2 separate regions of the Homo sapiens genome follow, and region 1 is linked to region 2. Evidence: chromatin loops called from intact Hi-C (ENCODE). Cell type or tissue: PC-9. All regions are shown on one strand. Each heading gives the region's core, and the rest is flanking DNA. Links, peaks and the distances in the headings are about the cores only.

Region 1 (11,077 bases), core at 2,897-10,896, 110 kb after region 2:
ACAATTCGAAAACAAAGATTGTCCATGTGGCAGAGGCAGCCAGCTGCCCTCCAAGATCAGGCCCCCCTTCCCTCCTGCAGAGTTGCTGCTGGGAAGTGGCTACCCAGCCCCTAGCAATTGGCTGAGGCACGTGACTGAATTCTGGCCAAGAGGAAGTGGGCAGAAGTGATGTACACTGTTTCCAGACCTGGCCAAAGCCACTGTGACACTCCACCTCTCTCCCCCTTATCTGCGGGCTGGATTTGATGTCAGGGGCAACCATGAAAGCCAAGAGCTGAAGACTGTGTAGTCTGCACGAACCCTCCGTCAAGCTGGAACTGAACGGAACAGAACCTCCTCCCCTGTTCCCTTCTCTAGAGGATTAGACTCATGGGAAAGAGAAATAAAGTTTGCTGGGTCAGACCACTGACATTTGGGGGTTTATTTGTTATGGCTACATTAATTATCAGCTGATAATTAAAGCATGTTTATTGCTGAAGATGATTGGTAGACGAGATATTAGCAGACCACTAATTATTAGTGCATAACTGGTAATAATGAAGTAAATGATGACTAAGAGGTCTACTACATTCACTCAGAGGAAACTGACACCTAAGATGTTTACTGATGACTTAGATATTTGCTGATGACTCTGATGCTAGTAGTTAATTAAAATATTAATAGAAAACTAAAATATTTCCTGGAAACTATGATGTTAACTGAAAACTAAGAGTTAGCTGATAACTAATAATGGGGATATCTGGCGACACTTGCTTTAGGTTCCCTCTTCGCAGCTCTCAGCCTATGTCTGTGCAGTGGCTGCCCTCTTGTGCACTGACAAGTGAGTCTCTCTCTGAGTCCACCTGACAAAGCCCCTCTGGCCCAGTCTGGCCTTGATGATTGACAAACCAGACCCAATGAATGGCATCAATCTTTGGGTGCCTGCTTCCTCTATGGATCTCACAGTGTAAAGGACACATTATTCCTTTCTACACCCCCGCGACAGTGCCTGAGGAAGGGGAACCCCTCCCCTAAGATCTAGTTCTCCTCTGAGTTCTGAAGGCAGCCATGAGTATGCAGCAGCAGATGTGGTAGGTGAGGCCTCCCTTGGATGGGACCAGGGCTGAACCCTCCTCAATTAATCCCAGATGGGGCTCTTCTATTGTTTGTGGAAAAGATGATCTGCGGAAGACACAGATGGGGCTGCTGAGATGCCAAGGAGTGCTTATCATCGGGGAGGTCTAGAACAGGTCTCCCCTCTCCCCTCTGCCATGGGATTTTCCTCACAGTAGGTGGAGTTGAGCAAGGATGGCTTCCTGGCTTCTAGGTCCCAGGGATGGTGTCCAAAGGAGGCTCTGTCTGCCAGGGGTGATGGCTCCCTGGGAGCCGTCAGTCCCAGGCTGAGAGAGAGCCGACCCCACATGCTGAATTGGGTGCCTCAGAACTTCAGGGATGCATTCAACCAGGTGTGTGCCCACAGCGAGCCAACGTTCACAGATACACATGAGGAAGTGTGGTTTTGGCAGGCTCTAGGGCATTTGGGGAACAACTGGAGAGAAAGCTATAAATAAGGACCATCTGGGAAAATTCAGGAGGTTCAAGGGCTGGTTTGCATAAAGGTCTTTGGGAACCAGCGAGGTGGAGCAGAGTGGGATCACGGCTCTGCCACCTTCTTGTGTGTGGTCTTGGGCAAGGCTCCTTATGTGGCAAAGCACTTAGAACAGGGCCTGGCCCATAATTAGTCCTCAGAAATGATAGATATTATTGTTGTAATGTCGGGAGATTGCAGCCCATGGCCCCTGTATACAGGGTGTCTGTCTTAGGTGTGCTCTTCCAGAGGCTGAATAAGAACTGAAATTCAAGTTCAGGGCTTAAGGCACAGGGAGATGAGTCATGGGGCATTGGGTTCCAGCAGTCCTGGTCACCACCTCCCCTCCAGGGCCTCATTATCTCTGCACAGCTGCCTCCAGCCCCTCATGTGGACAGGCTGAGGGAGGGCACTGGAGGCCTGGAGTGAGGTCATTGGGCCCACCCTTGGATCTGAGGCCTCTGCCTACAGGACTGGCCTTTCCCTGGCTGCTCCAGGCTCTCCCCTCCCTACCAGCACCATCACCAACCACCCACCCGCCCTCGGGGGATTTCCCTACTTGCTCGTTGTTGGTCACCCTAGATTCCTTTCTCCAAGCTCATCAGCTTGGATGAGAGCCTTTAGCCACCCACGCTCTGAGTGTCAGGCAGGGACCCAGCCCACGAAACAGCTGTTTTCTGCTTGCTCTTCTCACAGGAAGAAAGACGAGGGAAAACTCTCCTTTTTATCTACCCCTCTGCCTTTCCTTGACTTATACAGTCCAGCTGGGCCCGCCAGTTAAGAAAGTTTACCTCCTAAATTAGCTGGGTGTGGTGGTCCATGCCTGTAATCCCAACTACTCAGGTGGCTAAGGCACGAGAATCACTTGAACCCCAGAGGCAGAGGTTGCAGTGAGCTTAGACTGCACCGCTGCACTCCAGCCTGGGTGATGAAGTGAGACGCTGTCTCAAAGAAAAAAAAAAAAAAAAAGAAAGAAAGAAAGTTTACCTCCTGCACTACACTTTGCCTGATGGTAGTACGGGGAGGGGGTGCTCTAAGTGGAATGAGCACAGATTGGGGGTCAAGATACATCATCACTTACTGTCATGGTCTCAAGTTTCGTTATCTGCAAAAGGAGGTGATAATGCCTCCTTTTTCGGTCTTATCCACAACCTTGAATCTGACAGCAAGTGAGCAGGAGAGTTCCATTAGGGGAACGTTGCCTTCCGTTCTTCTGTTGCAAGGTTGCAAGAGCCTAAGACTGAGATACAAGAAAGGGAGCTCCCCACACCTGCCCAGACTGAGCAACTCCGTGAGCAGGAACTTCATGGGGGCTGCTTTTTGTTTCTTTGGATTCCACTTCATACAAGGAAAGGAGCATGTTTTCCTAGCTAGGATACATCCTCACAGGCAGCTAGATATCCTGCCTGGGAGAAGAAAAGAAAAATCAAGGGAAACAGGTTTTTAGCTCATTTAGAGCTTCACAAAATTGTACATTTTGATGTTTTGCCTCATGAAGTATTACTGAAATACTTCATGGCCAATAAAAATGAGAAAATGCAAAAAAGTAGACAGAAGGAAAAAAATGACTTGTAGGAGTCTCAGCCTATGATATGCAAGCAAATTTCCTGCTCTCAATTTTCTTTGTAAGCGTTGAAAAAAAATGGTCAGGATTGCATTGTGCATGTATCTTCCTTCATTCATGAGAAAATTTCCAAGCTACATGTTTTTGAAAAACCATCTGTTGCTGGCTGCCTCGCCTTCCATTGACTGGATGTACCCTGCTTTTCTTAGCCAATCCCCTGAAGGTGTGCATTTAGGCTGGGATGAAATATGCCTGTGCTGTTTCCCAGCTTACTAATTGTTTTAGGGTCTTAGAGATCAATTTTCTTAGGCAGACAGCTGGCTCCTATTGTGGTAGCATTTGCCATGGAGCACCACTTTCCCTGGGCACAAACTCTGTTCTCTTATTGCCCCAATAGAAATAACCCTGATACCCGCCCACGAGTCTACGTCTTCCACTTGCTGGATGACCTTTCCCAGCTCTCTGGAACTAACCACATGCTCTTGGCCTCTCACCCACCACTGCCCCTGCAGAGAGGACACCACCTCTGTGATTTCCCAGGTTTACAGGCTTTCCAGGAGGGAAACCCCAGCCACACTCTGCTCAAAATGCCAGTGGTTTTGGGAGCCATCTCACCTGACTGTGTACACCAAGTAACATGGACAATTAGGTGAGGGGACTGGTAGACATGGCGGGGAGGCAAACGTGGAGGACAGAAGATGTGGGCTTGGATCCCAGTTCTCCTACTTATTAGCTGTGAAAACTGAGACAATTATTGAACCTCAGAGCCTGGGTTTCTTCTTTTATGAGAGAATAATTCCTTCCCTCTAGAGTTTTTGTGGGAATTAAATAAGATAATTATTGTGAACCTGCTGAGTCCAGTTTCTGACCTCAACAAGACAGTCAATAAATGGCTGAGATTATTCCCCACCACCTCACTCCCAGGGGTCAGAGTTTTCTGTCCAGTTGTTCCATTACCCATACTGTCTCTTAGTATGTACTGATGAGCTCTTGTTTGCAAAAGCTTTATCCTCTTGGAGCAATTTCTTCAGAGCCATGCTGGTGTCAGCCAGCTGGTCAGTCTAGCAGCCTTGAGGCTTTACTGGCCCATTGCTCTGGTCAGATCACATGCAAATAAAGGGCTCCCTTCCCTCATCTTGTTCAAGACCACTTAGCTTACTAGGAAATAACAAGATAATCAAAATCACTCACTCCTTCCTTGTACCAAATATTTTCATGGGCTTATATTTAATCCATATTCACTGCCATGTGCAATGAGACTGAGTACATTCAAGTCGGCTCTAGCACTCTAGACTTCTGGCCCCTGTCTTCCCTTTTGGTCCAACTCTTGGTCCTGGACCAAACTTATCCCCGCTAACCTGAAGATTAGGAAGAGGAAGAACTAGATAGAAATGATGGCTCAAGTGCATCAATGTGTCCAGTGATTCTCAAACTTTGCTGCCCATTAGAATCACTTGTGGAGTTTTAAAGATTCCTGGTGTTCAAGCCACACCATGGACCAATTAAATTGGAATATCTGGGCATGAGGACCAGGCAGAGTATTAAGTCTGAGAACCAGTGACTTAATTGCTGTTGCTAGTTTGCCTGTATCAGTGTTGTCTACCATGGACTGTAAGTTCTGGAACAAGAAGAACCACATGTATCCCACTTTATAGCATTCCATGTGGAGTCAGACACACAGCCAATGCTTCCGATGATGATGGAATACCTCAATCTGTTTGTAATTAACTCTGAAATTGGAATATGGTGTATTCCAGGATCACACATATGTCCTGAAGTCATAGATGATAAACATTTTATTACACTAAAAAAGTCATCTGTTAACTGCTGAACTGCAGGGGGACCACATGTGAGGCTACTTCAGAAAAATGGCATCAGATAACATATATAGATTTCTGGCATTATAAAATGGCTAGATTCTCCCCTACCTTCCCTCATTAAATATTAATCAGTGGCTTAGGTCAGTTCTAGTGGGAACACTTAATTGCTGACTTCACATAAAACCAGGATTAGCCTAATGTGCCAATGGTATGAGTCCATTCCTGGCCATCTTCCCAACAGCCAGACCGCTGTGGCTTGGACACCGGAGGCAACATCTGGGGGGCCTCAGTTCCACTCCTCTGTGGTGAGCTTGCTCTTCCTAATAACTGGCTCTGGAGTCACATCAACAATGGTGGCATTGCCATCTGGGGCCCACATGAGCCCTCTGGGGCGTGCTGCATCCCTACTGGGCTGCGGTGGGGCTCTGAGGTTGGGACCAGCAGCCTGAGCCTGGTTCCACTTCACTACACAGCAAATTGTATACCCAAGGGAGTGGTTATGACTTGCTGCTCCTCATTCATGTGAGGAAGTGGTGCCTTGCCTGGGATCCTGTGTGTCAGAACCACAGCAGGCCTGGGAGGCACATCCAGCTGGGGTTGGGGAGGACAGGCCTGCATGACAGAGCTGGGGAGTGGTGGGGACACAGGCAGAGGAACCAGCACTGCCTGCCTTTTGATTCAAAGCAACTTCAGAAGATCCCTGTGTCCATTTCCACATATTGGTTATTTGAACATTTCCTAAATGACTTCCTCATCCAGCCTGAAGGCAAAGAGACCATTCACTACCATCTGGAGGCTCAGTTAGCAGTTCCAAGTGGCTGGCACATTGCACCTGAGTCCTGCAGTTCCTCAGGCTGGCCTCAAATTCCCGAGAAGTGCCTAAGGCAGAGCCATTTCCCAGATCCGCAGGCTTCCTGGCTGCTCGAGGGGCACTGCTCCTTCCTGCTCCCACCAGCAGTGTCTCTGATGGCTTCCCATGGGATCAGATGGCCTCCTCTACCTGCAGTGTGGGTGGGGGGTGAGGGGCAGGATGTCCAACCCCCTCCTCAGTAGCTCATATTTCTCCTTTGCCCAGCTCACCTTCACCCCAGCACCAGGCCACACTACAGAGGCACACTGTTGACTGCAGTCTGCCACAGGACCGAGGTCAACAGTCAAGACATTTGTCTTTTCCCTTCCCCTGGGCCAGCAGACATCGCCCCCTCATCCCAGGCCTGGAAGGAGGTTCCTCAGAGGCCCTCGTGGTAGCTGCAGCCTCCTGGCTGTCAATCTTGCACCAGGAAGTTGATGAGGGCAGTTCTCGGGGAAAGGAAGGACTTCTTGATGCTTCGTCCTTGCAAAAGCCTGACACCCAGCTCGCTTTGAAGAACAAATTCGTGGACTTTGTCCTGGTCCCGGGCAACTTGTTGGGGCACAGGAATTTTGCCACAAGCTTTATTGTTGATCTGAGAAGGAGAAAAGCCAAGATAAACAATGAGGAACATCCTCAGAGTGGCAGGCGGCCCAATACCAAACCTCCTGCCTGTAAAGGGCATGGCTGCATTTGTTTAGGGGAAAGGAATAGAGGTGGAGAAAGGAGGAAGTCAGCACTCTGCTTCCCATAAGGGTAAAATGCAACCAGCTGAATAGGATTAATGCCTAGACCTGCAGAAAGAGACCGACACTGAGACTGCATGTGAGTGCCCGTACGTGGAGTGAGGACCGCCTTGCATTTTCTGAGCACTGCTCCCATACACAGCTGTGGTAGAGATTATGTCAAAAAGCCTCAGCATGAGATGGCTTGGGCCATTTCCAGGCAGAAAGGGATTATTCTGTCATCGGGGCTCAAGTTTAAGTTCAGATCCAGGTTAGAGTGAGCTGTCCCCTCAGATTTTACCTAGGTCTCAAGTGGACCAAACAGTTGACGGTTTCAAGGGGGACACAGTCAAACTTCTCTCTCTGCTGACTGGCTCCAGAAGGGGGCGCTCTAGTGTGAGGACTTAGAAATTGGAGCCACATCTTGTCACATTAATCACTCTTTCTCGCTTAACATGGGTCAGTACAGTTCCAGACACAGGTGGGTATTCACCGAATATTGATTCAATGAGGGAAGGTGACCACGTGGCTCAGTTTCTGAAGTCATGCTTCCAAATCCTCAATCCCATTGCTCCGAAATCTACACACACATTACTTTCACTAGCTCTTATTTTTCACTTGGAAAATATAGTCACAGTCTTAGGAAAAGTTACTAGGAATAATTTCTCAAGTTTCAACCAAAGCACATTATCAAATGTCCCCTAATCACCCACTTCATTTTTTCAGTTTTGCAGAACTTGGTGGCATTTTTATTGTCTGCATTAGCCTAGGTCACAGGGAGAGGACGAATAAAACACAAAGTCCTGGCATATTATGAAATACTGTTTTGAAAGCGTGAGGCTCCATGCTGCAGCGTTTTAAAGCGTTCTGAAGCTGGGGAACTAAGTGTGTGGTGTGAAGGACTGTGGCCCCCCTGCCCTGGTGTTTCTGAGCCATTAGAAGCTGCCTTCTTGCAAGGCCACATGCTTGGCTGGACTGAGACCCTGGAAGAGACCTCCCAACTGTCACCCAAGAGCCATGCCCCTAGTGAAGTCCTGGGGTCCCCAACAGGGAATTCTCAGGACATGCAGTTATTAGTGAATCATGTCTTTCCTCCTATGGAAGAGCAGCCCAGGGCAACATCTCCTCTGGGCCACCACCTACAGAGGGGGTGCTGGGTGAGGGGGAGCATGGTGCTCTCATGTGGGGAGATTCAGGTTTGACTCTTAGGCCTGGTCTTACAAGCTGTGGGATCTTGAGCTTAGTTTTTTTTTTTTTTTTCCTTAAGGACAGAATTCTCCAGATTCTGGAGTGAATAACCTGTGTAAAGGGACCAGCTCACTAAGCTGCACTCCCTCTGCCTTTGTCAAGAGTGCTGGCCAGGATAGGAGCTGGCTGTGGGATGTCCTCTTTGACGCATGGCCTCAGCACAACAATGACCCATTTCTAAACCTTCGAGCTTCCTGTGCTTTGCTGGAGCCGGGCAGGCTGGTCCTAAGTCATCACTGGTGACAGCCTGTCCAAGGGACCTGAGTCATTCTTGTCCACAGCTGGGGCTTTGGGGGCAGGGCATGTGATCTCTGAATGTGGCCATCGTGCTCTGAGTCTTTCCCTTGCTGCCTCGGGCACCCTCACACGGTTCTGGCTCCCCAGGCCTCCCCTGAGTTGCCTTACCAAGGCAGTCCCTTCAGGGTGAGTAGGTGCCAATCATGCTCCCCCTGTCTCTGGCATAAAGCGCCAATGAGATGGGCAGAGAAGTCAGGTTGGGACTCAACACTGAGCCTGAGCTTCAAGGGCCCAAAGAGGAAGAAGCACATTGACATCACTTCAAAAAGAGGCTGCTATGCTGTGGGGCTCTTGCACCTCCATCTTTGGAGAAGGCCTAAGCATGACTCTCCTGGACTTTTCTGACACCTGCCGGACAGGGCCCAGGCCACAGGTGTTCCTCCCACTCGAATCCATCACCTGTCCCCATCATGAGGGTAGCCTTGCGATGGCTAATAACAGTACAAGCTTCCATTTGCTGAGCTCTCACTCTGTGCCAAGCATTGAACTATGCAATTCACTTGTATGAACCTGTGAGTCGATGCATGAATATCCCATCCCATTTTACAGATAGGGAAGCTGAGGCACATGAAGTGAAGTCACTTGTCCACCTAGGCTCCACCCCAGGCAGTGGAAGAGACGGGATGACCTGACACAGCCCCTCTCTCTCCTGCTCACACACCCTGGTAGCCCCCTGTCCTCTGAGGGGTGTCTGGCCTCTGAGGAGGGGACACTCCCTACCTTTAGCTTTGTCTCCAGCACTGCCCTATGCCCTCTGCTCCAGTACCTCCCTGGCTCAGCCCGGGTCTCTGTGGGCCTGCCCCCCTATGTTTGTTCCTGGTATTGCGACACCCTTCTCTCCACTGGGGAGAGGCTGCTCCTCTTTCAAAGCCAAAGCTGCCTGTCCTTTTCCTCATAACGTATTTTCTGATTCTCCAACTGCCAGAAGTGGCAACGCTGATGCTAGCAGCAGTCACCATTCAGAGTAGATTCTGGACTAGCTGTGTGACCTTCAGTGAGTTATTTAGCTCCATCCTGCCACCATTTCCTTGCCTGTAAGATAGGGTTAGTCACACATCTGCCTGTCTGTGAATGGGGATAACAACAAGCCTGCCTCACAGGGCCACTGTGCTTAGTAAATAAGCTCACACCTGGGAAGTTCTAGGGCAGAGCGTGGCCCTGGGTCGGCGCTCACTCTGTATTAAGAGGATTTTGTCATTAGTGCATCCAGAAGCAGGCTAAGCACTTCCTGGCATTATCCTACCTAATTCTCTCAATAGCCGGATAAGGCAGGCACTGTGTGTGCCTCCATTTTATAACTCAGGAAACTGAGGCTTAGAGGTGTTAAATATGTTGTAAAACTGAGACTTATACCCAGGATGGCCTGACTTCCGAGCCCTTACATAAACTGTGTGTGACAGCTCATGTGCCCCCAGACCTTTGTTCCAAGGTGACAAGGCGGTAGCTCTTGTCTCTGTATCCCTGGTGTGGGCAGAGCCCAGCATGTCACAGGCACAAAGAACATGGGCACAATTGAACTGAATGACATCGAACTGCGCTTGCAGCCTGTTTCTGGCCAGGACACAAAGTGAGATCACATGGAGCGAGAACCCAGGCCTTCACAGAAGTCCTTGCTGCTGGCACGGTGCTGACCCAGCCTGGGTTCTCAAGCTGGGTGTACCTGCAGGGAGTCTTACACATGCTTTTCATTTTAGGTTTGCATTTCAATGATTATCTAAAATTATTTTTACCAACGATCAAAACTCAATTTCTTTTCTGCAGTGGTAATTTAAGATAGATATTTTCATAGACTAAAGCCCTCTCTTTTTCTTAAGTTAGCATTTCTCAACCGGGCTGAGGACAAGTTCTCAGGGATGCATGAGCTATTTATTTCTCATAAACATTACTCAAATTAAATAAATTTCTGGGCTGGGGCTGGGTGCGGTGGCTCCTGCCTGTAATCCCAGCACTTTGGGAGGCTGAGGTGGGCAGATCACTTGAGGTCAGGAGTTTGAAACCAGCCTGGCCAACATGGTGAAACTCCATCTCTACTAAAAATACAAAAATTAGCTGGGCATGGTAGCACATGCCTGTAATCTCAGCTACTTGGGAGGCTGAGGCAGGAGAATTGCTGTAAGTGGAGGTTGTAGTGAGCCAAGATTGTGCCACTGCACTCCAGCCTGGACAACAGAGTGAGAGAGACTCTGTCTCACCAAAAAAAAAAATAAAAAAATAAAAAAAAAAAATTCTGGGTTGGGTGTGGTGGCTCATGTCTGTAATCCCAGCAATTTGGGAGGCTGAGGCAAGAGGACTGCTTGAGCCCAGGAGCTTGAGACCAGCCCAGGCAACAGAGTGAGGCCTTGTCTCTATTAAATAATAATAATAATCATAAAAAAAGAAATTTCCTCCATGCCACAAGGATGGTTTTAATAATAATAACAATAAAGAAAGAAAAGAAATTTCCTCCATGCCACAAGGATGGTTGGTTTTGGTTTTGAAGATTTTTGGAAGAAGCCTGCCAGGGCACCCTCACATCCTCTTCCCTTGGGGTGGGGTGGCAGAGAACACAGTGCCAGGGGAGTTGGTGCAGAGACAAAGGGGCTGTGAAGGAGCCCGGTCTCCTGGGCAAAATATTGTCTTTCCAAACCTCCAGCTTCCTGCTGGGCCTTGGGTCTGCACAGGTGCAGAGGGGCCAGGGCCTGGCTGGCCAACCTCTGTGGGGTTATGCCCTCCCTCAGCCCCTAGGTGGGTTTGTTCAGGGCACTTTTCACAATTTGCAGCCATTTTATTTATCTTACTCTTTCCTTTTTATTCTTCCCTATCTCTTCCACTATGCTTTAAGCTCCATGAGGGCAGGGAACCTGTCTGTCCTATCTTGATTTTGTATCCCCAGAGCACTATGCCTGATGTAGAGTCAGACTTGCTAAGCATTTGTGAATAAACCTGGGCAAGGTGGACCAACTTCACTGAGGCTGAGTCTCCTCAACTGAAAAAATGAGAATGGCAACGCCCACGTTATAGGGTGAT
Region 2 (11,077 bases), core at 1,585-9,584:
TTTTGAGACGGAGTCTCGCTGTGTCGCCCAGGCTGGAGTGCAGTGGCACGATCTTGGTTCACTGCAGCCTCTGCCTCCCAGGTTCAAGTGATTCTCCTGCCTCAGCCTCCCAAGCAACTGGGATTACAGGCACTCACCACCATACCCGGCTAATTTTTGTATTTTTAGTAGAGATGGTGGCCAGGCTGGTCTCGAACTCCTGACCTCAGGTGATCCACCCACCTCGGCCTCCCAAAGTGCTGGGATTACAGGTGTGAGCCACCATGCCCGGCCACAAACTAGTACTGTAAACTAGTACTGTATGTTTTTTATTGACAATAGTATATATGGTAACAGTAGGAAAATTTCAATTCATAATGGCAGCTGCCCTAGGGAAGGAAGGGAGAGGATGGGAAAAGGAATCAAGATGATTCCAATTTTTATATAATATTTTATTTCCTTTATAAAAATACAGAATCAAAGCTACAATGTAAAAATGTCTGTGCATTCTGGGTGATAGGTAAATAAGGATTATTTCCTATAGTACTTTCCAGTAGGTTTTAAAATACACACACAATTTTTATATATTTAATTTCCTTTATAAAAAATATCAAACCAAAACTATAATGTAAAAATGTCTGTGCATTCTGGGTGACAGGTAAATAAGGATTATTTCCCATAGTACCTTCCAGTAGGTTTTACACGCGCACACACACACACACACACACACACTTAGGTGAAACACCGTAAACGAAAAGGCAATAACAAACTAGAGCAAACATCTATACTGTATGACAGAAAAGGATGTAACTCTAATATGAAAATAACTCAAGTAACAGTCCTATATAAAAAATGGGTAAAGAATAGGCAGACAAACCACAAAATAAGTATGAATGATCAATAACTATAAAATAAAATCTTTAGCTTTCCTCATGATTTAAAAAATATTGCTGCCAGGCACAGTGGCTCACACCTGTAATTCCAACACTTTGGGAGGCCAAGGTGGGAGGATCACTTGAACCCAGGAGCTCAAGACCAGCCTAGGCAACACAGCAAGATCCCATCTCTACAAATAATAAAAAAGTTAGCTAGGTGTAGTGGGGCACGCCTGTAGTCCCAGCTACTTAGGAGGCTGAGCTAGGAGGATCACTTGTGCCTAGAGGTTGAGACTGCAGTGAGCTGAGATCACGTCTGTGCACGCCAGCCTGGGCAATAGAGTGAGACTCTGTCTCTCCAAAAACAAACAACAACAAAAAACCCTATGCTTTACCTATCAGACTAGCAAAGCTTAAAAAGAATGATAACCCCAGTGTTAGTAATGACACAGACAAACAGATACTTGTTCACACTCTGCAAGGGATAGCAGAAGCTAAAACAAGCTCTTAGGAGAGAAATTTGTATTAAATGTCAGTAGAATTTACAAAGTTCAGATATTTTCTCCCCAAAAATTCTATTTCAGGAATTTATCCTAGTTCCAGAAATCGTCATCTCAGATTTATAATAGCTTGCTAAAAATGAGCATCAAATGTCCAATTCCTATTAAATGATAACCCATATACATGTTGGAATATTATGCAGCCATAAAAAGATTGTGTTTTCAAAAAAATATTTATTGACAGGGAAAAATACTTAAAATATTTTAAAGGAAGTATATAAGTATGTGGGTTACAGTTATGAACACACTCACATATATGATGACAAAATTATGTGTACACTCATACACATAAGATGTACACCAAATTTTAAGTCATTATCTTTGAGTGTAAGAAATAGGTGATTTTCAATTACCATTTTTTCCTGCAATAATTATGCATTATTTTTATAACCTGAAACAAAGTTTAATGGAGTAGGGGAATGTGGGTGGGGGTGCATGGAAGGGATAATAGGACTTACATAGAAGGCCACAACTCTTTAGGTCTCCAAAGCTGCTCTCTTGTCCTCCCCTCAAAGTTACTGTTGCCCTCTCTTCTAGAAGGTCCCCATCCTTGAACGTTCGCAGTATTTTCTGACTCTGCTAAACTAAGGTACCAAGAATGTCTACCTACAGCTGGGTGATCTCAGGGATCATCATCAGAACCCCCTTGACAGCCATGGAAATTAATTTCAGTTACTTAAACTTTCTCTCTATAAAGGGACTCCAGAGAACTCGAAGTTTTAGAAAAGAAAATGAGAACTAACTAGAGTATCTTTCCCATACTTTTCCCACGTCGGACACCTACCTGGGTGACAGCTGATCTGCTGCCCTCTGTCCCTCCCCAGGAACAAGGTGACGAGGAACACAAACAGCCCACCTGGCCGGGCGCGGTGGCTCACGCCTGTGATCCCAGCACTCTGGGAGGCTGAGGCTGTTGGACCACTTGAGATCACGAGTTCGAGACCAGCCTGGCCAACATGGCGAAACCTCATCTCCACTAAAAATACAAAAATTAGCTTGGCATGGTGGCACGCGCCTATAATCCTAGCTACTTGGGAGGCCGCGGTAGGAGAATCGCTTGAACCTGGGAGGCGGAGGCTGCAGGAAGCTAAGATCGCGCCATTGCACTCTAGCCTTTATGACAGAGAGAGACTCCGTCTCGGGAAAAAAAAAAAAAAAAAAAAAAAAAGACAGCCCACCTAAGAGAAGCTTGCTCAACCAGTAAGCAAAACTATTCACACACTGTCTGATCACAAAGTCCAAATCTTTACTTGTGGAGCTCCCCACTTTCGCCTCTTCCTTCTCGGAATTCCCGCAGGGTAAACTCATTCCTCAAGAGAGGAAAGAAGGTGGGGCTGCAGTTGCGGATGGGGCCCCTAGAGGGAGCTAGGAGGCCACCAGGAAACGGCGCAGGACTTCCAGAGCTTAGGCTTCTGATCCAATGTATGGAGAACACAGCAAACAGCACTTTGGTTCCAGGAATGGGGTTAGCAAGTTCTAAGGAATCTGAGCTGGAAATCAACGTTTTGTGTAATAGGGCGAAGATCACCTCTATTCCAAAAATCACAGAGGAAGATCATTGAACATGCAGAAGCACTGAACCCTCTAGTGTTAAGAAACAAATTAAACGAAAGCTTTTTCATCCAGGAGATCAACAAAGATTTTTTAAGTGTTTGTGATTGTTGTCACTGTATATTTTCATAAGCTACTGCTGAGAGTGTAAGATGATAAACTCTCCCTGGAAGGGAAACTTTAAAATGTTTATCTCTGACTCAGTGAGGTTATCTGAGACTTAGCTTTGGGAAAGAATTTTAAAAAGTGAATAAATATTTACTTAGATCCAAACTGGCAGCCTTAGAGGAATGGTTATATAAACCAGAGTACATATAAATGATGAAATGTTACATAGCTATTTAAAATGTCATTTAAATAGTGTTTTAGTCATATTGGAAAATGCTTATATATAGCATATATATATGTTTGGGGATAGCATATATATATGTTTGGGGTTTTTTTGAGATGGAGCCTGACTCTGTCACCCAGGCTGGAGTGCAGTGGTGCAATCTGCAGCCTCAGCCTCCCAGGCTCAAGGAATCCTCCCACCTCGGCCTCCTGAGTAGATAGGGCTACAGGTGTGCACCACCACAACTGCCTAATTTTTGTATTTTTTTGTAGAGACAGTGTTTCGCCATGTTGTCTAAGGCTAGTCAACAACTCCTGGGCTCAAGTGATCAGCCCATCTCAGGATTACAGGTGTGAACTACTGCACCCAGACTGAAAATATATTAACAAGTGAAAAAAGCAAACTTGACAAGTGTATTTATAGTACAATTCCATTTCAGTAATTTGCAGATACCACTGATATGCAAAAGGGAAAAAAACAAACAGTGGGTAACACTGGTAGAAGTATAACAGTGAAACATCACTTTCTACTTTATATACTTTAATATTTTAAATTTTCTTTCTAGTATTAGGTACAGTGACAGATGGTATTAGAGAGAAATTTCACTTTACTTCACATATTTCTATATTAAATTTTTCTAGAAATATGTATAATATGAAAAAATACTTTTAATCTTAAAAGAAAACCCTTATGTTATAATGTGAAAAGTAAAAAGCAAGATTTAAAAATTGTGCATCTCAACTATATAAAGAAATTCAAAGAAAAAAAGACTGGAAAGGAAATCTGCCCATGAGTGGCAACGCCTCTGAGTGGACATATTTAGAATCTGCATGGTGAGGCCAGGCACGGTGGCTCATGCCTGTAATCCTAGCACTTTGAGAGGCCAAGGCGGGCAGATCGCCTGAAGTCGGGAGTTCAAGACCAGTCTGACCAACATGGAAAAGCCCCCTCTCTACTAAAAATACAAAATTAGCCAGGCATGGTGGTGCATGCCTGTAGTCCCAGCTACTCAGGAGGCTGAGGCAGGAGAATCACTTGAACCCAAGGAGTGGAGATTGTGGTGAGCTGAGATCACACCATTGCACTCCAGCCTGCAATGAGCAACATGAGCAAAACTCAGTCTCAAAAAAAAAAAAAAAAAAAAAAAAAAAAAAAAGAATCTGCATGGTGGAGGGGATGGTTTATTTCCTAGTTGGTTGCTTCTATATACTTTCCTACACTTTCCCAAAGATTTACCAATGAGCAGGTATTGCTCTGATCATTTAAAAAATTGCCCAGCTGGCTAGATAAGTCCTCTTGCTGCCAGTTCCCACAGCTGAGAATTCCCATGTCCGGACACAGGAGGCCAGTACAGGGGGTTGGGGGACTACGTCTGATTTTCCTTTATTCCAAATTTTAAAAAACTGAGACTCCCCCACTGACCTAAGAGGGTGGGGCTTAGTTTGCTCTGAAGAACTCACACTTCATTTTTCACTTCGGTTTTGAAAGACCACCTGAGGTTAGAAACTGGATAGTGTATCAAAATATATTTGTTTGTATTCTGAGTGGGAGAAAAGCCTAACATCTACTGATTGTCTTCTGTGGTCTAAGTACTATGTTTAGGGCTTTCACATATATTTTTAAATGCTTGAAAACTTTGCCACACAGGTTACTGCATCACTCCACCTTCTGACCCTGTACTGTCACATGCCTTTTACGGAAGAAACTCACAAAGTCATTTCCTACTCAAAGCCATCACCTACTCCAGGTTTCAGTGAGCGTAGAAAGGGTTCAGTAAAGAGTCGGGCAGAAATAAAACACATCACATGTCAATGTCATGGAGCAGTACAAGGATACAGGAATTGATTATTTTTGGGAATCACTTGAAATCACACCCAAGGATTACTCCTAACTTTCTGGAGTAAAAATATGATACTTATGAATTACACATTATCGTTTTCATTTCATAAGTAAGGAAATTGAGGCTTACCCAGGTAGTAAGTGGGCAGGATGGGAACCCAGATTTGTCTGACTGTGAAGACTGTGCTTGTTCCACTGCACCATGAGGCCATGCAGCAGTATTTAATGCTTGTTGGATGCACACCTATATGCAGAATCCAGTTTCTCTCTTCTGCCAGGAAATGGGACAGGCCTTTCTTTCTTTTTCCTTTTTTTTTTTTTTTTTTTTGAGACAGCGTCTTGCTCTGTTGCCCAGGCTGGAGTGCAGTGGTACAATCATAGCTCACTGCAGCCTCGAACTCCTGGTCTCAGCAATCCTCCCGCCTTGGCCTCCCAAAGCGTTGAGATTACAGGTGTGAGTTACCATATCTGGCCGGAAAAGGGAATTTTCATTCAAACACTTTCTAGGTACTGGGCCTTTTACTTGCCTCATGTCTCACTTAAGTGTCATGAACAGCTCCGTAAAAACTCCTTGTGATGACAGGCATTTAGATGTAACTTGATAGGTAACCTTCCACTTGGAGACAGGCTAAAGTTTGTATCTTTGGAGAAAGGGGGTTGCTGAGAGGAGGCTGAGGCCAGGTAGGAAACAGCAAGCAACCTGGTGCTGAGAAGCAGGGAGGCAGAAAAGGTATTCTCCAGGCTGAATCACCCCAGATTTGGCCAATGAAACAGACGCCAACTAACCTGAAAATTCCTGGAATCACTGCCACTGTCCTGAAAGTTCCAATCAAGAGCAGGATCCAGAATCCTCCTTATTGACATTTAAGCTAGAGCACCCAACCGCCACTAGGTGGTGCCAAACCACAGCCAGGACAAGGACAGGTTGAAGCAGCACAATTTACCCCAAGCCAGCCAGCCCTGGAGGCCTGCTTGAGTCATTTCATTAATCTTGCAATAATGTGCCCTGACGTTTGGGCAGTTGAAACTCACTTGTCGGCTGGGCGTGGTGGCTCACGCCTGTAATCTCAGCACTTTGGGAGGCCAAGGTGGGCGGATCATGAGGTCAGGAGACCAAGACCATCCTGGCCAACATGGTGAAACCCCGTCCCTACTAAAAATACAAAAACCAGCTGGGTGTGGTGGTGCGTGCCTGTAATCCCAGCTACTCAGGAAGCTGAGGCAGGAGAATCGCTTGAACCCGGGAGGCCGAGGTTGCAGTGAGCCGAGATTGCACCACTGCACTCCAGCCTGGCGACAGAGTGAGACTCCGTCTCAAAAAAAAAAAGAAAGAAAAAGAAAAAGGAAACTCACTTACTATATTACGGTTGAGTTACTGATGCTTTTTTTTTTTTTTCTGATGGAGAAACAAAAGCTAAAGAGGTTAAATTCACCTATGTAGCTAAAAGTTAAATAGAAAAGTTGAGATTCGAACCCAGGTCTCTCTTGTGCAAAGTCAACACTCTTTCCACCACACTATACTGTCTCTCTTGTTTTCTGTTCCAAAAGGAATATCTCTCAGACTAAGGGGAATGTCTTAGTCATTTTAGGCTGTTAGAACAAAATACCATAAAGTGAGTAGCTTAAACAATAGACATTTATTTCTCACAGCTCTGGAGGTTGGAAGTCCAACATCAGGGTGCTAGTAGGGTCAGGTTCTTGGTGAGGATCCAGTTCCTGATTTACAGATGGCTGTCTTCCTGCTGTTTTCTCACATGGTGGAAAGGGAACTAACTACATCTCTGAGCTCTTCTTATAAGGACACTAATCCCATTCAGGAAGTATCCACTCTCATAACTTAATCACCTCCCAAAGACTCCACCTCCAAATACCATCATGTTGGGATTAGAGATTCAACATAAGGATTTGTGAGGGGGCGGTATAAACGTTCAGTCCTTCCAGGGAAGTAGATGGATTTCCTGGCATTCCCAATTAAACTTCCTTCTGCTCCCTTGAAGAGGCAAATTTCACTGTCCTCACTGACTTGTTATGGCGGCTCATACGTAGAGACGTAACACTAGGGAGCTGCTGCGGCTTTGGCAGAGCTAATAAGGACAGAGGACAAAATGGAATAGCCGAGGGATAAACACCAAAAACTTAGGTGGTTCTCAAACCTTAGCATGCTTCAGAACCACCAGGTGAGTTTGTTGAAACACAGACTGCTGACTTAGTAAGTGTGGGAAGGGGCCCGAGACTCTGCATTTCTAGTTAAGTTCCCTAGTGATGCTGATGGTGCTAGTCCAGGGACCACACTTTGAGAACCACCAAGTCAGACTATGCCTCAGGCTTGTCTCTGAACTGGCACTTCCATTTGATGCTGTTCATCTTGGTCAAAAATGCTAAGACCTAAACCATCCCTGAATAATCAGCATCAAACATAAACTGGGGGTGGGAGTGTCAGTGTTACATCTTTATAATTCTAGTTTCAGAATCGTCCTGCTTCCAGTAAAGGAATTCCCTCCACTAGGAAATAGCTGATGATCGTCACACTAAATATATACTCAATAGACCATTTTTACAGTTTAGAAGACAGTAGTCAAAATGCTCTTTATTTTCTTTATTTACATCAGCCGTTTATAAAATATTGACTGATAGGCCGAGTGTGGTGTCTCATGCCTATAATCCCAGCACTTTGGGAGGCTGAGGTAGGCAGATCACTTGAGGTCAGGAGTTCGACACCAGCTTGGCCAACAGGGTGAAACCCCATCTCTACTAAAAATACAAAAATTAGCCAGGCCTGGTGGCGTGAGCCTGTAATCCCAGCTACTCAGGAGGCTGAGGCAGGAGAATCACTTGAACCCGGGTGGCAGAGGTTGCAGTGAGCTGAGATTGCACCATTGTACTCCAGCCTGGGTGACAGAGTGAGACTATGTCTTAAAAAAAAAAAAAAAAATTGACTGATAAATGTGCAGACTCACAGAGAATCCACTCCAAAAAGACACTTCCTGTAGATGTAGTGAATGAATTTTTTCTTTTTTCTTTTTTTTTTTTTTTTTTTTTTGAGACAGGGTCTTACTCTGTCACCCAGGCTGGAGTGCAGTGGTGCAATCTCCTCCTGGGCTAGAGCAATCCTCCCACCTCAGCCTTGAGTAGCTGGGAACACACGTGGATGCCACCATGACTGGCTAATTTTTTGTGTGTATTTTTAGTAGAGACGGGGTTTCACCATGTTGCCCAGGCTGGTCTCAAACTCCGGGGTTCAAGCTATTCACCTGCCTCAGCCTCCCACAGTGCTGGGATTACAGGTGTGAGCCACCTGCAGGCCGTGAATGAGTATTTTATATTTGCCTTCAAGCCATCCTCAGTTTAAAAGAGAAAAATGCATCTGATAAAGCCGGTGTAGTTTAACAAAGGAAACAAGAGTTAAGGACATCACAAAGAGAGGTCAGCCATTTAATCTGACAAAACTAAAACGTGCAATAATACTCACCACTCTTCCTTCCCTATAAAATAGAAATAAGCTATAACCTATTCTGGAAACATAACTGGTCCTTGGCGGTAAGACTCCACCACAAATTTCAGTTCCAAAATATCTCCCTGAGAAGTAAAAATGCAAGGGTTTCCCAACAATGAGAAGAGTTTCCGAGAAAAGAAAGTAAAAATCAGTAGTCACTTGGATTGTTTTGATTGTACTGTCCCAGTTAGTGACTTCTACCTGTACTGTCCATGGTGGCTACTAGCCACATGTGGTTATTTATGTAAGTTTAAATCAATTAAGATAACATCAAAAATTTAGCGCCAGGGCTTGAACAAGTATATCTTGAGTACTTGATGGCCACTTGTGACTAGGGAAGCTTTAGAATATCTGCATCATCGCACAAAATTCTAACCAATCTACTTCTTCAAATAGCTTTTCTAGAATAGGTTCTTTTTTTTTTTTCTTTTTCTTTTTTTTTTTTTTTTTTTGAGACAGTCTTGCTCCGTCACTCAGGCTGGAGTGCAGTGGTGCAATCTTGGCTCACAGCAACCTCCGCCTTCTGGATTCAAGCCATCCTCCTGGCTCAGCCTCCTGAGTAGCTGGGACTACAGGCATGCACCATCACTCCCAGGTAATTTTTGTATTTTTAGTAGAGATGGGGTTTCACCATGTTGGCCAGGTTGGTCTTGAATTCCTGACCTCAGGTGATCTGGCTACCTCAGCCTCCCAAAGTGCTAGGATTAGAGGCATAGGCCACAACACCCAGCCCCAGAATAGGTTAACTCTTAAAAGATATTGCTAAAAACAAATCAATTTGGTTTGGCTCAAGTGAAGGAGAGATCCAGCCTCGATTTTGCAGGCTTGCCAAGCCTCAGTAAGCCAAGGAGCACAGCAGAAAGGGGCAAAGTGGAAAAGCACTCAGGCTTGGGGTCCAACCTTGCCTTTGCCCCTTCCCTGAAATGAGACCCTGGCTGTCACCCAAACCCTTCAGGTTCCCTGGTAAGGATAAAAGTGGGATCACAGTAGGGAACGCAGCCCAGTGCACCTCATACCAGGCATCTGGTGTGACTGTTGCCAGCATCCCTACCTGACCTTCCGTTTCCTCAAATGACACCCACCAGAGCTAAGAATCATAACCACCACCCTCTCTCCCTCCTCATCCAAATCCCCTACATCACTCCTTCCTTCTCAGTTTATCTGTGGCAAAGGGCTAGGTATGGGAGGCTTTTGTTTTTAATTTCCATCTGTCAGACTTATTATCTTGTAAAATACAATAATATAGAAAAATGAAACATAAAATCCAAGCCCCAACTGTAGTTATTATCCAATTCAACTGACACAAAGCCACTCTGTCAAACTCTTAGGAAGGTCTCTAAACGTTCTCATCTCTTTCTCGGCCTTTGCTGGTGCTGGCCAAGGACCATGTTCTGAGCACTGCTGCCTCACGCTCCAATTCTCTTCTCACGTGCCACTCCAAAGTCTTTGTCTTATAGTTAGTTTTCCATTTCCCCTATTCCAGGCTATTATCGTCTGGATCAGAGATGAGAATACTGCACACAGAGACAACCCAGAGATGTGCAGAGGGTCTCCGTTAAGTGTTCAGCAGAGCATGGATCAGCTCTTGCCTGTGAGGAAACTAACCAAAGTCAGAGGACAAACATCTGCAGGATTCGCAAGAACAGTGCCTGGCACCCACAAAAGCTGGAAACAGTGCCTATTCCCACCAGCCCTGAGAATGAGGAATAATAGAGCCCTAGACTGAGCTCTGCTTTGAATTCATCTAATAAATCATAAAAGCAAGACTAGAAAGAATCACTGTTCCTAAATAATTTAACAGCATCCCAGAACAATGCTCAGAAGATTGAAAGAATACAAAATATCCAAGACTCAAAAAGGTAAAGTTTACAATGTCTGGCAGCCAATCAAATATTCCCAGGCATGCAAAGAGGCAGGAAAGCACAACCCACAGGGAAGAGAATAATCAATCTATGGAAATCAACCCCGATCAGACACAGATATTAGAATTAGCAGAGAAGGACATTAAAAGCTATTGTTTCTATATTCAATATGTTGGAAATGTTAAGTAGCAACATGGAAAATATTTAAAAGGCTCAAACTGAGCTGCTAGAGATGAAAACCAAAATGTCTGAGATAAACAATACATTGGCTGGCCGGGCATGGTGGCTCTCACCTGTAATGCCAGCACTTAGGGAGGCCAAGGAAGGCGTATCACTTGAGGACAGGAGTTTGAGATCAGCCTGGCCAACATAGTAAAACTCCACCTCTACTAAAAATACAAAAATTAGCCAGGCATGGTGGCTCATGCCTGTAATCCCAGCTACTTAGGAGGCTGACCCGTGAGAATCGCTGGAACCTGGGAGGCGGAGGTTGCAGTGAGCCGAGATCACACCATTGCACTCCAGCCTGGGCAGCAGAGCAAGACTCTGTCTCAAAATAAATAACAGGCCGGGTGCGGTGGCTCACG

The links. Hi-C counts contacts between places; a loop is a spot of excess contacts. Peaks named below come from ENCODE experiments on the same cell type or tissue, not always from the same donor. Only the 100,000 strongest peaks of a DNase experiment are listed, where the experiment ranks them.
Region 1: it touches region 2 in a loop (7-fold over the local background); 9 of 110 quality-filtered maps call a loop at or near these places.

Annotation. Positions count from the first base shown.
Region 1 is chr3:45,542,670-45,553,746 of GRCh38, reverse strand. LARS2 (leucyl-tRNA synthetase 2, mitochondrial) reads right to left here. Exons shown (of 22, transcript NM_015340.4): 22 at 4,340-6,396. The coding sequence ends at 6,217. Among named protein-coding and RNA genes, the nearest start is that of LARS2-AS1, 39 kb to the right of the region's middle. RefSeq lists enhancers at 173-272, 1,325-2,524, 7,856-8,150 and silencers at 8,537-8,747, 9,540-9,766. In PC-9, for the core only: CTCF peaks have their summits at 6,701 and 6,903 (motif pointing right); no DNase peak of the experiment used is centred there.
Region 2 is chr3:45,651,911-45,662,987 of GRCh38, reverse strand. All of the region lies in intron 2 of LIMD1 (LIM domain containing 1), which reads right to left. Among named protein-coding and RNA genes, the nearest start is that of LIMD1-AS1, 31 kb to the left of the region's middle. In PC-9, for the core only: CTCF peaks have their summits at 2,754 (motif pointing right), 5,833 and 6,033 (motif pointing right); DNase peaks (open chromatin) are centred at 2,787, 3,167 and 6,027; H3K27ac peaks cover 2,285 bases.